Regions from separate parts of the Homo sapiens genome. Here regions 2 and 3 are each linked to region 1. Evidence: chromatin loops called from intact Hi-C (ENCODE). Cell type or tissue: endothelial cell of umbilical vein. All regions are shown on one strand. Region 1 overlaps CLNK (cytokine dependent hematopoietic cell linker). Region 2 overlaps LINC02360 (long intergenic non-protein coding RNA 2360). Region 3 has its middle 7.1 kb from the start of WDR1.

The links. Hi-C counts contacts between places; a loop is a spot of excess contacts. Peaks named below come from ENCODE experiments on the same cell type or tissue, not always from the same donor. Only the 100,000 strongest peaks of a DNase experiment are listed, where the experiment ranks them.
Region 2: it touches region 1 in a loop (2.9-fold over the local background); 1 of 110 quality-filtered maps calls a loop at or near these places.
Region 3: a loop joins it to region 1, with 4 times the contacts of the local background. A loop is called at or near these places in 1 of 110 quality-filtered maps.

Annotation. Positions count from the first base shown.
Region 1 is chr4:10,654,678-10,657,177 of GRCh38, reverse strand. The region is part of intron 2 of CLNK (cytokine dependent hematopoietic cell linker); the gene reads left to right. Among named protein-coding and RNA genes, the nearest start is that of CLNK, 29 kb to the left of the region's middle. In endothelial cell of umbilical vein, no CTCF peak of the experiment used is centred here; a DNase peak (open chromatin) is centred at 987; H3K27ac peaks cover 1,907 bases.
Region 2 is chr4:11,747,143-11,749,642 of GRCh38, reverse strand. The region is part of intron 1 of LINC02360 (long intergenic non-protein coding RNA 2360); the gene reads left to right. All of the region lies in intron 2 of LOC107986178 (a long non-coding RNA gene), which reads right to left. Among named protein-coding and RNA genes, the nearest start is that of LINC02360, 21 kb to the left of the region's middle. In endothelial cell of umbilical vein, no CTCF peak of the experiment used is centred here; DNase peaks (open chromatin) are centred at 1,262 and 2,362; H3K27ac peaks cover 1,883 bases.
Region 3 is chr4:10,122,671-10,125,170 of GRCh38, reverse strand. No RefSeq gene overlaps it. Among named protein-coding and RNA genes, the nearest start is that of WDR1, 7.1 kb to the right of the region's middle. RefSeq lists enhancers at 1,416-1,916, 1,917-2,417. In endothelial cell of umbilical vein, no CTCF peak of the experiment used is centred here; a DNase peak (open chromatin) is centred at 1,410; H3K27ac peaks cover 1,706 bases.

The DNA of each region.
Region 1 (2,500 bases):
CAGACTGCCGAGTTTTGATAACTGGTTCTACCAGTTACGAGCTATGAGTTCTTGAGAAAGTTAAGAAGTCTCAGTACCTGTTTTGTCATCTGCAAAATTAAAATAATAATAGTGTGTACTTTGTAGTATTCTTGTGAGAATTAAATGAGCTAATTTGTATAAGACATTTAAAACAGCATCTAGAACATAATGTGAGCTATGTAAATCTTAGTTCTGATTGTTCTATAGTCTGTTTTATGACTGCCCCAATGTACATTCCAAAGATAATCCATGCTATTGTGGATAGCCATATTTATTTCCATTTTATGGAAATATAATATTTTTATGTGCATATAATACCATTTATTTATACACTCTCCAGTCAATAGACACTTGAGTTGTTTCCTAAATATTGCTAATACAAGTGCTGTTAAGAACAATCCAGTTTACATGTCCTAAAGCATAGATTCAGGAGTATCTGTACAGAAGGTATATTCCTAGGACTGAAATTTCTGAGACTCAGCGTATGCACACCTCTGATTTTACTAGGCGATGTCACAATTACCAAAGCAGCCAGGTCATTTTATGCTTTCTACCCACAAGTGTGCCTATGTGACCCAGTTACTTCATGACTTTGGACAAAGTCATGCCAGTCCTTCCATACTGGCAGTTTTAATTTTTACGAAACCAGTGGGTGATTTTAATCTGTATTTTTTGACTATAGTATAGCTTTAATCTGTATTTTGTTGACTATGGTGTAGCTAAGCATCCTTTCAGATATTTATTAGCCATTAAGCTTTTCTCGTCTGCACACAATGCTTGTCAAATCTTTTGCCAGGCAAAAGATTTTTTTTTTTTTTTTTTTTTGGTCAGGCATTTGTCGTTTTCATATTGATTTGTATGCATTATTTATTTATTCTGCACACTTTTCTCATTTTGTGACTTGAGTTGTTATTCTCTTTTGATATTTCCTTTTGGTGACCGTAATTTCAGGTCAATGAGTCATAGCGAACTTTTCCTTATGATTCATTCATTTTGTGTATTGTTTAAAGAAACTTAACATGAGATCATAGCTTCCTACGTTGAATTCCAAACATCACAAAATCTGCCTTTCACTTTTAAATCTTTAATAGCCTGCAATTGATTAATTTGTGTATAGTGTGGAGGAGTTTGGGGATCTTTTCTTTCTCTCTTTTTCTTTTTCGCATGGATAAACAATTTACCCGGCTCTATATATTAAAAATGCTATCGGCCGGGCGCAGTGGCTCACGCCTGTAATCCCAGCACTTTGGGAGGCCAAAGCGGGCAGATCACGAGGTCAGGAGATCGAGATCATCCTGGCTAACACGGTGAAACCCCATCTCTACTAAAAATACAAAAAACTAGCTGGGCGTGGTGGTGGGTGCCTGTAGTCCGAGCTACTCAGGAGGCTGAGGCAGGAGAATGGCGTGAACCCGGGAGGCTGAGCTTGCAGTGAGCCGAGATCGCACCACTGCACTCCAGCCTGGGCAACAGGGCAAGACTCTGTCTCAAAAAAAAAAAAAAAAAAAAAAAAAAAAAATGCTATCTATCCCTCCTCCACTCATCTGCAATGCCAGCTCTGTCGTAAACCAAGTTTTATTAGGTAGATCTTTTCTAGGTTTTCTTTGCCATGATACATTATCAGCCCCATGTCAATGCACATGTCCTAATTAGTATAACTTTGTTGTAGCTCATGATATCTTGGAATTTATATTCCCCAGCTAGCACTTCAGCAGGACGTTGGCTCTTGAATGTCTGCTCTTTCATGTAAATATAGGATACACACACACACTCTCTCGCTTTCTCTCTCTCTCTCTCTCTCTCTCTCTCTCTCTCTCTCTCTGTCTTTGGGGGTTTTAGGCCGGAATTACTTTGAAATCTACAGATAACTTAGAAGATAAATGACATCTTTATGACGTTGGGTTCTCTAGTTCACGAACATGTTATATATCTCTAGAGAGACCAAGAGACAGAGAGAACTTCTTCAACATAATGCCACAATGTTTCATAATTTTCTTTCCAAAAGACCAGACCTTAACATCTTTTTGAGAAATCCTTTTTTTTTTTTTTTTTTTTCGAGTCGGTGTCTCGTTCTGTCACCCAGACTGGAGTGCAGTGGTGTGATCTCGGCTCACTGCAAGATCAGCCTCCTGGATTCACGCCATTCTCCTGCCTCAGCCTCCCTAGTAGGTGGGACTACAGGCGCTGCCACCGCGCCCAGCTAATTTTTTATATTTTTAGTAGAGACAGATTTCACCTGTGTTAGCCAGGATGATCTCGATCTCCTGACCTAGTGATCCGCCCGCCTCGGCCTCCCAAAGCGCTGGGATTACAGGCATGAGCCACCACGCCTGGCCGAGAAATCATTTTTAGACATTTTACTTATTTTAATGATATTGTAAATGCTAAGATATCAACATTTCATATTTTCATGTCTGTTGGTAGTGTATATTTTTGATGGGATGCAGACAACAGGCTTCCTAAAAGTTTTATCAATTCG
Region 2 (2,500 bases), 1.1 Mb before region 1:
TTATGTCATTTGTGACAACATGGATGAACTTGGAAGGCATTATGCTAAGTGAAATAAGCCAGACACAGAAAAACAGACACCACATATTCTCACTTACATGTAGAACATAAAAAAATCAAACACATACAAGCAGACAGCATAATGATAGTTACTTGAGACTAGAGAGTAGTGGAAATGAGGAGCTGTTGGTCCAAGTGTACAACAGTTAGACAGGAAAAATAAATGATAAGTATTTGAGGTAATAGGTATGTTAATTAGCTTGATTTAATCTTTCCAAATTGTATACATGTATCATACATCACTTTGTACTTAATATTCAAATATTATTTGTAAATATCCAATAAAAACTAACAATAAAATGTAAAAGATTGCAAGAGGAGAAAAGAATTCTTTGTAAATAATGTGTTTATGCTTATTTAATTTTTTAGAATAAAAATGTTAAAGAGAAAACATATCTTTTACATAATTATTTTTAAATTTAAACTTTAAAATATTGTAAGAGTCAATTAAAAATGTAAAGTTTTACGTTCAGTTTAAGTTTCATTTTGATTAAGATAAAGAACTTTGGAGTCTAATATTTCAGAGTTTCAACTCCAATTCATTTAGTTACAGTGAGACTTGGCCATATCACTTCACCATTAGACTTCGTAGATTTTTCCTCTGTAAGATGGGAGGAAAAATATTTACCTGATACATTAGTTATGAATTTTAGCTAAGTTAATTTATGCACAATGATTCGTATACTTCCAGGTCCACACTAAGTGTTATTTAAATTATAGCTTTTTTGGTGATTTTAGCAATAATTATAATCAGGGAAAAAAAGAGAAATTTAATAGTGTTTTGTGTTCATAGCTAGTGTTCATTTTATTCACACAGGAAATGCAGGATGGTAGGAAGAATAACAATTTTCATCTCAATTTCATAGATGAGAAGTCTAAGAGTCATCCTGGCAAAGTGTTTCATTTAAGGACATGTAGGTAATCAGTAATACAGTCAGACGTAGAATTGGAACCAGTTGACTGCAAACTTAGTGTGTTTTAACTTCAATCTACTATATTTTAGCGTTTCTGAGTAATCTGTCTTTTGCATTAATACTCTAAAGATACTTGGGGGAAAAAAGAGGTGTGTAAGATAATTTGAAAAGAAAGCAATTGAAAAACTGAAGTCAGGAAGGCAAGCTCTGAAGACAATACACTGATTCAGAAAAATGAAGGGGCTGTTCTAGTGACTCACTCATAGAGGCTGGCAGGGACGGACATAAAATGTAAGCACACGAGGTCAAGCTTAAAATAATAAATGCCTGCGAGGCGGATTCCTCATTATTATTGTCAGTTAAACAAAGACCCACAGCTGTTAACTGGAACTTTGGCCTAAATCACAGGCTTCTTTATGTGTTGTGAATTTCACTAAAAGGGCTGTTTTAAGTTCCATTTTAAAAGGAATAAATGTTAAACACACACACACACACACACGCACACACACATTGAATAGAGCTCAAATTCAAAGCTTCATGCTTTAAACACACACACATATTGAATAGAGCTCAAATTTGTTCAAAGCTTCATGCTTTAAAAACTTAATATTCTCAGTTCTCTAACTTTGCCTCCCAAAGTAGTAAAATAACAAGGAAACAAAGGAAGAATTGCTACAGGTATGAAATGTCAGCCAATGCATGCCATTTTGTAGGGGATCTCAATGGAGTGAGTTGGGAGAAAAATGTTGAGAGAAAATGTAAGAAATTAGTTGTCATTTTTAACGTCAGACCTTCTATCATTTACTTCATATATCTTGATTCACGTATTTTAGTTAATAACATTCTAAGAACAAGTTTGTGCAGTAGATATTTTCCCCTTAAAGACGGTTGGCAAATGGCAAACTGTAGTCCAAAGACCAAACCCAGTCTGCCATCTGTTTTTATAAATAAAGTTTTATTAGATTATGGCCACCCTCATTCACTTATGTATGGCCTATGGCTGCTTATGGGTTATAATGGCTGAGCTGGGTATACTTCTGTAACCAAGTAGGTATGTCCAGCAAACAACATACCTACAATCTGGTCGTTCTCAGATAATTACTGTTGAGTCCTTGGTAAGGAAACTGAGACTCAGTGAAAGGAAATATTTAGTTCAAGGTCAAATAACTTTTCGTTCTTCGGAGGTAAGGGTTGGTCTCAGAGTTTCCTAGTTCAACTTGTAATGAAACTCAAAGACTTCTCCAGGTCTAGCAAGATGTATTTTCCCTTAAACCATTTCATACAATTTGAGAACATAATTTCATCTTAGAGAACCTGGTGTTGTAATGGGGAAAATGTGCATTTCAGCATCTGAAAGACTCAGGAGAGCATTAGATTCCCTCATACTTGCTGTCACTAACCCCTATTTTAGTTGGTGAAAATTAAATGAAGAAAAGTTAGTAGTTATGTTCTGCAAACCAAAAAGGAAATATTCACTTGTGTGATAATAGTTTTCAGTGCCAGGTCAAAGTTTTGATTCTTTGCTAG
Region 3 (2,500 bases), 530 kb after region 1:
TAACAGCTGTGCCTAAATGTACCTCGAAAAGCAGACAAAAATTAAAATCCTTTTACGGAGTCCATGCCAGTTGCCAGATATTCCAGAATGTGTCGAGCTACTCGGTCTATCAGCTTCATCGGAGTCTGAGCTCATTCATCTAAAACTTCCCCCTTTGATGTTTTCCCTTATTGAGGAGCCTCCTTCTACATGAACCTGAGTTGCCTGTGTATGGTAGGGACTTCCTGTCCAATCCCAGCAATGCCATCGGGAATGACTGGAACCCTCCCAGACCGGAACAAAGTGGACCGAGGTCCTTGTCTAGACCTAGGGCCCAAGCCAGGGACATTGAGACAGCACCCACTCCTGGTTGCTTTGTGGCCACCACCATCCTCCGGGTCATGCCTAGAAGCAGGAGTACTTTTATGGCCACAGCAGCCGAGCTAAGAAACTGGTCCCACGGTCCCCAAAGGCGGGGGAGATGCCAACTCCTCAAATGCTCCAGTGGTTGTTTTCTAAGGCAGCCATGTGTTTTAGGCCGCTTCATTAGAGCATTTTAGGATGAAAGCCAAAACCAGGGTCAGAGATAGGGAAGCACTTTTCAGTCACTTCCTCAGTGATTCCTTTGCCAGGCAGATATAGTGCAGGCACCTAGCCTCTTGATCCAGGTTGTGCCTTAAGTCCAGTTTCCCCAAGGGCTGGTGCCCCAGAATGGGTGGCAACACTTTACAGTGTGACCACTGCCACTGTCAACAAGGTGGGTCACCGCAACTCAACCGCCTCTGCCTTGTCCCCAAGGCGCTGAGAGGCTGGTGGTTGGGGCTTTACGGGTGGGAGGATGACAGGGCAAGCCCTACCTTCAATATAGATGAAACTCAGCCCCTACAGTGAAGTATTTTCTCAGTGTGTGACCTTGTTTAGAGACAGGGTGGCCTGCTGCTGCAATTAAGATGAAGTAAAACTCAAAGTGGGCCCTACTCCCATAGGACCAGTGTCCTTTAAACAGGGAAGCGGAAACAGGCACAGGGAGAAGACATTAAGGATGAAAACAGGGATGGGGTGGTGGTCCCACAGGCCAAGGAGCAGAGATGCCAGCAGACCATCAGAAGCTAGAGGCCTGAAACAGTCTTCACAGCCTGGCAAGGAGCCAACCACACCCCACCTCTTGATCTCAGATTTCCTGGCTTCCAGAAAAGAATTTCCGTTGAAACCACCAAGTTCATAGCAGTTTGTTATGCCAGCCCTAGCAGAGCAGTACAGCTTCCCAGCCACATGCAGATCTCAACTACCAGATCCCCACTGCTGGGATGGGCAATGTCTACCCAGAAACACCACCCACTTGGAGGGAGCAGATCAGAGCACCTGTTTACCACAGGCAGGCAGAGCCTGAGTCAAAGGAGCAAAGGGCTGAATGACACATGTCCAAGTTCCCTAGGCCCATCCGCAGTGCGATTCCCCCCCTCCCCCACAGGGAGGCATGCGAACGGAGAGGCAGGGCATCCAGCTGGTCACTGTCTCCATGGCAACAAATACAAGAGCCCTCCTCCACTAACAATCTATGTCCATCCTGTTTGGCAGAAAAGCTGACCCTTTGGTCCACGTGTTGAGGGAAGCCGACTATAAAGGCAGCTAATAGCAGAAGTGTTTGGAAATGGCCGGAGGCCACCGCCAAGGAACCAGGGGCAGCATTGGGAGGTGCTGGCAGGAGCTGTGATGGATTTGTGGCTGTGTCAGGGCTCAAAGATCCTCAGCACTCCTGGAAAAGAGGGCTGGGATCCAGTTCTGTTTAACAGTCTTGAACACTCAAACACAGGGTGTTGAGATCTAGAGTTTCTATGCTCATGGAGCAGAGGAAGGACCCAAGCCCTCAGGCCAATGGGCAAGAAGGCCACACCACAGGGTCTGTACAAGGAGACTCGCTGCAGCGAACAGCCTCATGACCGGAATCTCCATATCAGCAACAGGCACTGGCACAGCCCTCAGACCAGACCCCCACAGCACCACAGGATGCCCAGTGACCACGTAGCCAAGCCCCTGCACTGTGGGCACAAAACAAGCCAGACACCGGTGCTCAACAGCCAAACACGTTAGCTCTGACCACACAACTGGAGGCCAGCAAAGACCCAGGCACTGTGGACTGAGTCAGAAGGAAAAGGCAGAAACCCTAGGACGGTAAGTAGTTACCCAAAGACAAAGCTTTCAACTGGAGAGCGACTGACGCTATCCTTGAACTTGGGTGAGAGCATGCTAAGATTCTACCTTCACTGGAAAAGTTGGTTATTTAGGGGCACAATTAAAACTTCCATATCTGATCTATCCATTTCAGCCCTTTCACGTGTAAAGGACAGTTTAGACTCTGTAGACCCAACCTGTTTAACTCCTGGTTGCATCACTTGCTTTTCAACTCGGCAAAGTTCCAACCCAAGTTCCCTTCCCTGATGTAAGATGAAGGGCAAGGGCCCACAAACCCAGCATCTAGCTCACACGAAGTGCTTGCAAGTATGAGGGTAAGTAAACGTTC